Linked DNA regions of Homo sapiens: region 2 is linked to region 1. A link is an interaction called in ENCODE POLR2A ChIA-PET data of the cell type or tissue named here. Cell type or tissue: K562. All regions are shown on one strand.

Region 1 (4,000 bases):
AGCCCCACTGGCCCAATAGTCTGTCATAGTCCAGCTCATATCTGCACCATTGCTTGGGCTTCCAGCTGAAGCCTGAACCAAACAAAATCTACCTGCTTAAAAGAAAAGTCTAGTTAAAATGGCAGTTCCTCCAGGATATCCTCTCTGAGCACCCCAGTTAGAAGTCACATTTTCTCATCTGCACTGTCACAGCATTGTCATGTATCACAGACTAGTTTATATTAAATATCAAGCTCCTAGAGGGCAGTTAATGGACTCACCCTCAAACTGACTGAGCAACTATTACGTAAGCACCAGGCATGGCGCTAGACATCAGAATTACACAAAAGATTAAAATACAGTCTTAGAGGAACTCATATCCTAAGCAGAGGAGACACAGAGGAGCAATTTGAAAAACAAATGTCCCTCAAGGGGGATACGTGCTGCATTATCTTGGAAGATTAAAACAGCTTCATGCCCTGAAAGATTCCTAGGGTGTGTAGATACCTAATAAATATTTGCGGAATGAGTACGTGTATATTATTTAGACTAACAATTCAGTATTTTCATTGTCTACCTAAGATATATGGGGTTAGAGTTCAAATTACTTAAGTAACAAAGATACCATGTTTTATATCATATATGTCCCAACTACTAGTCATAGAAAAATTATTTAACATCATTCCCATTAACAATACTTCTAAATTATTTCTTGGATATGCTACCGGAAATAAAGTACGATATCTTAAGAACTATTAACACTCACCCCTTCAAATAAACAATACAATAGATTGTAAGAGAACAAATGTGATAATATCTTCAAATATCCTTTAAAGAATTTTGCAATGTGGACAATATAACAATCAATCAACTGCTGATTAAGTGAATTTTCTTAGCGGATTCTAGTTACTTCCCTCAGGCTGATGGTCAGAAAAAGGATGAGAAGTGGGCAAACTTACTTTCCCCCCTTTACTCTCCTATCTCAGTATTCAGACTTCTTCAAAAAGTGCCCAGCAGAAAAGGTGGCTAAGCCCCAGAGAGATATGACATATATGATTTTAACTTCATCTCCTTGAAAATTAAAATAGTAACAATGTTTAGTTTATCCTTTTGTTACCAATTCCTTGCAGCTGTAGGTCCGAGAAATGGCCAACTTCAGCAGTAACAATTACCATATTAAATGTTGCTCTGTGTGAAGGGATCTGGACAAGTCACTCTACCTGCATAAATAAAATATACCCAGACTCTACCTTTGTGGCACTTTCATTATATTCGATGACCTCTGTCCCATCACCTGCTTCAGGTTAGGATAAAAGGTATAAACAAGCTGCCACCTGGTGAGATGGCAGGCTTCCCTACAAAAAACAAGAAAGTAATATTCTGCCATTTCCTAAGAACAAGCAGCAATGTCCTGGCTTCAAATGGTCTCTAGAAGTCCATGCACCACCGTGCTTCCACTGGGGCGGTTGTATCACCCAGGAGCATTAGGAATTGTATGGAGGTGGGGTGGGGCACTTTCTGCTTGTCACAGCGATCCGTGGAACAGGACTCTGCTCCAAAGAGAAGTCCAGCCCCATGCGTCAACAGCGCCCCCACTGGTCCACATGGAAGGAACTCCTTAAGTAGCGACACTGTCCTATCAATCTTTATAAAGGAGTCCCTCATTCTTTAGCAGCTGACAGAATGTCTGTAGGTCATTAGACAATGAAAAAAGAAAGAAGAGAGGGAAGGAGTAAAACAAGCAGAGAATAGGGATTATGGACAGTCAAAATCCCAGTTCTGCTACCTGCAAGCAGTGTTGTCCTGGCCAAATGGCTTAACCTCTTTGAAAATATTCATTACTTTTCCCTTTTCTTCCCCATAATCTTGCCAGTTCTGTCTGTATTCAGATGTCTCCTAACTCCAAAGTCTGGCTCTTTTCACACCATAGGAAGTGAGCTGGTAACATGAATGAAGATGAAAGACTAATTGTTTCCTCAGTCTCCATTACTGCACAATTTACAGCACAATTGTACTGTTATCAAGTGAACTTTGGAAACCTGTAGCACAGAGCAAGAGCCGCATACTCCCGGGGACCCAGACTTCCAAGAGTCCTGCAGAGGCAGAAGGGAGGGAGATGAATGAGCTTCTATCTAGGCGAGTCATGTCTACCCGCATCTCTCTGAGGAGGAAAGACTTTACTTCTCAGGATCAACGAGAAGAGATATGAGCTTCCCCCAACTTTTCTTAAGATACATTCCCCCTCCTTCCTGATCCTCCCACCAAGGGTGGCCCCTGGATCACAGTTTGGAAGTCACTGCCCTAAGGATTTCACCAAACAGGCAGTGTGGTAAAGAAGTTTCTAACAGAGGGTGAAGTGCTGTCTCTGGAGGATAAGATACAACCTGCACCCACAGGATGATTCTCATTCTTGGTTCTGGTCTCTGCTTGGGAACCAGCAGGAGAAGAACATGTGGGTTGGCGAGTGGGGGCACTGCAGCTGACACAAAGTAAACCAGCCCTGTTCCAGTCCACTAGGGTTGATTTTTCTTTTTTTCATTGAGACATGATCTTACTCTGTTGCCTGGGCTGGAGTACAGTGGCATGATTATGGCTCACTGCACCTTCAAACTCCTGGGCTCAAGCTATTCTTCCACCTTAGCCTCCCAAATAGCTACAATTGCAGGTGTGCACCACTGGATCCAGCTAATTTTTTTAATTTTTTGAGGAGACAGTGTCTCAATATGTTGCCCAGGCTCATCTCAAACTCCTGGTCTCTAGTGATCCTCCCACCTTGACTTCCCAAAGTGTTGGGATTACTGGTGTGAGCCACTGCACCTGGCCTACGGTTGTTTTTTCTATGTGTATTTTAATTATGTCTCATTGAGAATCATCAAGAATAAAAATAACTTGAAAAATTGGCAAGTTTTCCTATTGCAAGTAAAAAACTCTCATTTTTTAAGGAAAATGAGAGTTTTTTACTTGCCAGAGGAAGTCACTACCAGGAATTTTAATGGTTAAAAAAATTATTTTCTTTTTGCGAAATATTCATGGTTCTTCAACACTCTCTAGACACAACAGCAAGGCTCCCTGGCCCCAGTACTGCAAAACAAACCAAAAAAAAAGTACAGGTCCTTAGTCAGCCCTCAAACACCTCAAGAAGAGGTATATAATTCCATCATGCATCATACCTCTGTGCCTGTTACCTTCACAAAAGGCAACAAAGAACTATAGTCATTCTTCCCTCTATTCTAGTCCCTCAGGCAGGGAATAGGTTGGGTTTTACATCCATGTGCAGTATTATAATTTTATGCGGAAGCAGAGCAGACAAGAGATTGTCAGGTCTGAAATAAAGCAAAATTCTATATGCCTTAACAGTGGGCCCCCTAAATACACAGTCAATATTGTCCTCATATTAAGGTCATTTCTTTCACACAGACATTGAAGGTACTAATCTACTCTGAATGTCAGCTACATTCTTGCAAAAAAAAAAAAAAAAAAAAAGGAAAGGACATTGAATGAGAAAATGCAAGAAGTGTATGTTGCATAGAGCCTAAATCTTAACTGAAGTCCTTCTGTTTTGAGGTACTTGAATCACATTATGTACACCATTCAATACGAAACTCCTAAGTAAAATAACAGGATACCATTTTCAAAATCTTAAAGCAACAAACTACTGATGACTAGAATTAGAAAAGCATGCTTCCAGAAAGGTGACTAAATACACCCCCCCAACACAAAGGGGCAACGGTCAAAGACAAGACTGGAATTGGGCCTTGCGAGCTCTGCCTGGCAACCTTGGCTGTGGAGGCCACAGTGGACAGAGTTACCCACTCTCTTCTGGGCTTGTTCCCACCATCTGTGGGGTGGGTGTATAGGGCTGGGGCTAAGCCAGCTTCAGAAGCCCCCCAACCACCACCACACCATCAAGTCTCTCAAGTGGGACTGCTGTGCTGTGGCACGCACACCCACACACAAGTTGCCAACAGTTTGGAAGTTAGCCCCAGTTTCCAAATATGTCAACCCAAAAGCCATTCAGGTA
Region 2 (4,000 bases), 1.3 Mb after region 1:
GAAGGTGACTTGAGTGAGGAAGCTATATACCGATGACTTACCAATTTTTGGTCTTATAACATTCTCTCTCTTTTTTTTTTTTTTTTTTTGTAGCATATGGCTTCCTCTACTGTATGTTGGCATTTGCCACTTTTGGGGATTTGACTCCTGCAGGTATTTTTTTTTTTTTCTTTTGGGGGAGTGTGACGGCAGTGGATATAGTCTTAGATGATGTTTTTAATAGTTCAAGTCCATTAGTGTCTTACTCTAGAGAAAACGAAAGACTCACTGTGTGAGTTTTCTTGCCCTCTGGTTTTCAGAATTCTGTGTAGTTTCTCAACATTTCCTTTCTACCTGTCCTGAAGAGCTCTTATGGAAATCATGGTTGAATGTTAGTAAATTTCTAAGAGCTTTCCAATGTTGTCTATAATTAGCCAAAAAAAGACATATGAACTTTTCTCATTCTGTCTACCTTTTTAAAATTTTATTCACTTTATCTTTTTCTCCAGTTTTGATAGATGATTATAGAGTTCCCCAAAATGGCCTTCTTACTATTTCTATATTAGGTATATTATTTCAGAAAAGAAAATAATCACTTGGGAATGGCGGTGAGTTCAGGGGGTCTGTTAACCATTTAATTTAGGATTGTTTATACATTTATTTACCTCTTTTAAAAAATTTCTTCAGTTAATATTCATTGACCACTCACTAAGTGTTATGTTGCTAGTATTTATCTTTGCTTTCTAATTATTTTTTTGTAATTTTTTTGCTTTCTAATTCTTGAGTGAATTTAAAACTCACTGCTTTATTATTTAATATCTTAGATACAATGACTATCTTAATTATAATTGGCTTTCCAAAATTTTCACTTTTTTTCAGTTAACTAGTTGAATAGTATTTATCATTCACATTTGCACCCTAACTATTGTTTTAACCTAAACATAAATAAGCAAGCATTAGAAAGTAGCATAATTGCTGTTAAAATAGTCTTTTCTTTGCGTGTTTAAATATTGTTAGAAACATAAGCACATGAATTTTTTTGGCCTTTTAAATGTCTTTATTGTAGCTAGTTATAAGATGTATATATAGCTTATATATGTGTATATACACATACATATATATATATACATACATATATATACATAAAATGATTCTTGCAAAAGTAGTTATGGGTATTTAAGTGAAAAATTTGTAAGTTTAGAAGTTAAGAAATTGGAAATAATGGAATTGGTTTAAAAAGCTAGTCTCTAAATTAACTTAGAAACCTAATAGCAAATACAGATTTTGATTGCTATAACTAAACACTTTAATTTTGAAAAAGTTTCAGAATAGAATTTCTATTCCCAGGGGAAAATAAACTTCATTTAAAAATATATGTATACTTATTTTGTGAGTATTTTTTTCTTTTCCAAATTCCAAAAGGTGTATACTCTATATTTTTGTCATAAAAATTCTGCTTGTCGAAAATATTGTAGTAATTTTATAAATTCAATAAAACCTGAGTGATGTGAACAGTGTGGGGGAAAATGTTTAATAAATTTGCCATGCCACTGAGAAAAACTTAAATACAGCATGTTTTGAAAGTTTGAGGAAGCGTAACACTTTGCTTTTTAAAAACGTGACTGGTTTGCTGCACATTTAAATTTAAAAGCTGGTTGGCTATTTTAAGATTAGTGCTGTGATGTGAGAAAAGATAGTAGTGATGATAGCTAACCTTTAAACGAAAGCATACAGTGCATCACCTTATTTGTTTAGATCAGGAGTTCTCCATCTTGGCTGCACATTACAAACCCCCAGGGTGCAGCCAGGCACAGTGATTCACATCTGTAATCCCAGCACTTTGGGAGGCAGAGTTGGGCGGATTGCTTGAGCTCAGGAGTTCAAAACCAGCCTGGGCAACATAGTGAAACCTCATGTCTCCAAAAAAAAAAAAAAAAAAAAAAAAGAGCTGGACGTGGACGTGGTGTTGCTTGCCTGTAGTTCCAGCTACTCGGGAGGCTGAGATGTGGGGATTGCTTGAGCCCGTGAGGTTGAGGGTGCAGTGAACTGTAATTGCACCACTGCACTCCGGCCTGGGCAACAGAGTGAGACCCTGTCTCAAAAAAAAAAAAAGAACTCCCGCCCCGCAGGGTGCATTTAAATTTCCTAGGTTCATGGGTAGGTTGACGCAGACCAATTATAGCAACACCTCTGGGGGCAAGGTGAGACCCAATCATCAGTATTTTTTGAAAGTTTTTCAGTGATTCCAATGGGTAGCCAGCTTTGCAAACCATTGAGCTGGATGGAAATTCTCAATTCTGATTGTTGCATTTTAGAAGAGGTGGGGGATGTGTGTTTCTATGTGTATATAGATAGATATAGATCTATCTCTTTTATATATCTGTCTCACTAAAGTTTGTGGCCATCGTCTAGCAGTCAGAAAGGCCAAATAGGTCCTTATTAGCATGGGCCGAGGTTCCCTTGGGGGTTGTTAGAAATGCAGAATCTCAGCATCCCCATCCCAGATCTGCTGAACTAGATTCTGCGTTTTCAAAAGTTCCTTCGGTGATTGCTACACACTTTAAAGTTTGAGAAGCACTACTGGAGGTGATATTAGGGTAAATGTAGATCTCCATACACCCTGCCTTTTGCTTCTCTCTGGTTTTCTGACTAAAGTTTTGACATTTTTATGTGGGGTTGGAAAATGAAGCTAGTACTATGTGCTCACATCAGCAGATTAATAGCTGTGGTGAGTTTCTGATCTGGAGCAGATGTGAAGGAGACGACTGCCATCACCACAAAACTCCACTCTTCCCTCAGATGGGGAAAGAGAAAACAGCTCAAAGAATGGTCACTGGGCTGAAGGCAGTGCTCTTTCAGTCTCTTCTCTCAACTACCCTGTGTGTTAAGGAAAAATAAGAAGTACAGTACTTGCAAGGATACTGCTTTATACATGCCTTTGAGAATTCTCTGGAAGAGAAAGCTACTTCCCTTTAAGTAAGAAATGTACTCATCCCAGTGTCAAACTGCAATTAATAAAGCCAAATCCTCCAAGTTCTCTGGAATAATTTCTATACAATGCCCTGCACTCAGAAACCTTTCTTATAGTGGCTACAATCCCGTATCTTAAATATTTCAAGAACTCTCAGTCTGCTTCCCTCTGTCTCAACCCCTACCAAGAAATAGGCAGATTATTTTGCTAGGATGCTTTCTTCCTGCAATGATTGAACGATTCTTTTGTGTGAATACTATAGGGTCCAGTAGTGTAGTTTCTGGGAAGCTCTCCCATTGCTGTCCCTTCACGTGACACGCTGGGTCAGGTAAGCACCCTATTTCCTGACTATATTTCAGATGCCAGTTAAGGGTTCAGCATCTCTGGCCTGAGCTTTCTGAGAAGAGGAATTCCCTACACTAGAAATGAAGGACTTTTTTTACAGGAAGCAACCTGATGGCATTTTGCTGTTGACCCTGCCCTGGAACTACAATGATTCTCAAAGTGGAAAAGAGCCCTCTTCTCCCTAATCAAGCACTCTCTTGCCTGCTCACCCTCCAGCAGGTTTGGTTCTTGGTGTTTTGAAGGGGTGGAAAGACAACACTGATAAACAGAGACCTGGCCTCTAGTTCCAGCTCTGTTGCTAACCATGTGACTCTGGGCATGTTATTCAAAGACCTGGATCTCAATATTCTCCATTTTGAGCTTTCTTTCTGGGGTCTCATTCTCTTCCCCTTAGTGGTCCTTTAGGTTTTTAGGACAGAGCATCTCAGCCTCCCACCTGGTCTTGGCCTCATGGGCCTGGTGGTGTCCCTTCTCTTTGGCTTCTTTGGGTTGTGGCAGGGATATGGAAGTGAAGGGGAAACAGCTGGCCTGCCTTATGCATGTGGGCCGAATTTCTTGGCAAGTTGGAGAACGAGGAATACCTGTGTCCCTCATCTGACCAAAAGCTAAAAGTTGATTATGGTGGTCTCAGAAGTGGCAGCTGACAACAAAAAGCTGCATTCATTCATGTGCTACATCCCTTCATAAGGCTGAGACCGGTGTCTG

What was found. Peaks named below come from ENCODE experiments on the same cell type or tissue, not always from the same donor. Only the 100,000 strongest peaks of a DNase experiment are listed, where the experiment ranks them.
Region 2: POLR2A ChIA-PET joins it to region 1 with 9 read pairs; 2 of 35 experiments call an interaction of 5 or more read pairs at or near these places.

The regions. Positions count from the first base shown.
Region 1 is chr2:177,253,059-177,257,058 of GRCh38, forward strand. The region is part of intron 1 of NFE2L2 (NFE2 like bZIP transcription factor 2); the gene reads right to left. It overlaps MIR3128 (microRNA 3128), which reads right to left and starts at 2,952; the gene lies at 2,887-2,952. RefSeq lists a silencer at 3,943-4,000. In K562, a CTCF peak has its summit at 1,564; DNase peaks (open chromatin) are centred at 1,563, 2,132 and 2,366.
Region 2 is chr2:178,514,973-178,518,972 of GRCh38, forward strand. It overlaps PLEKHA3 (pleckstrin homology domain containing A3), which reads left to right. Exons shown (of 8, transcript NM_019091.4): 8 at 1-1,491. Among named protein-coding and RNA genes, the nearest start is that of TTN-AS1, 6.2 kb to the right of the region's middle. In K562, no CTCF peak of the experiment used is centred here; no DNase peak of the experiment used is centred here.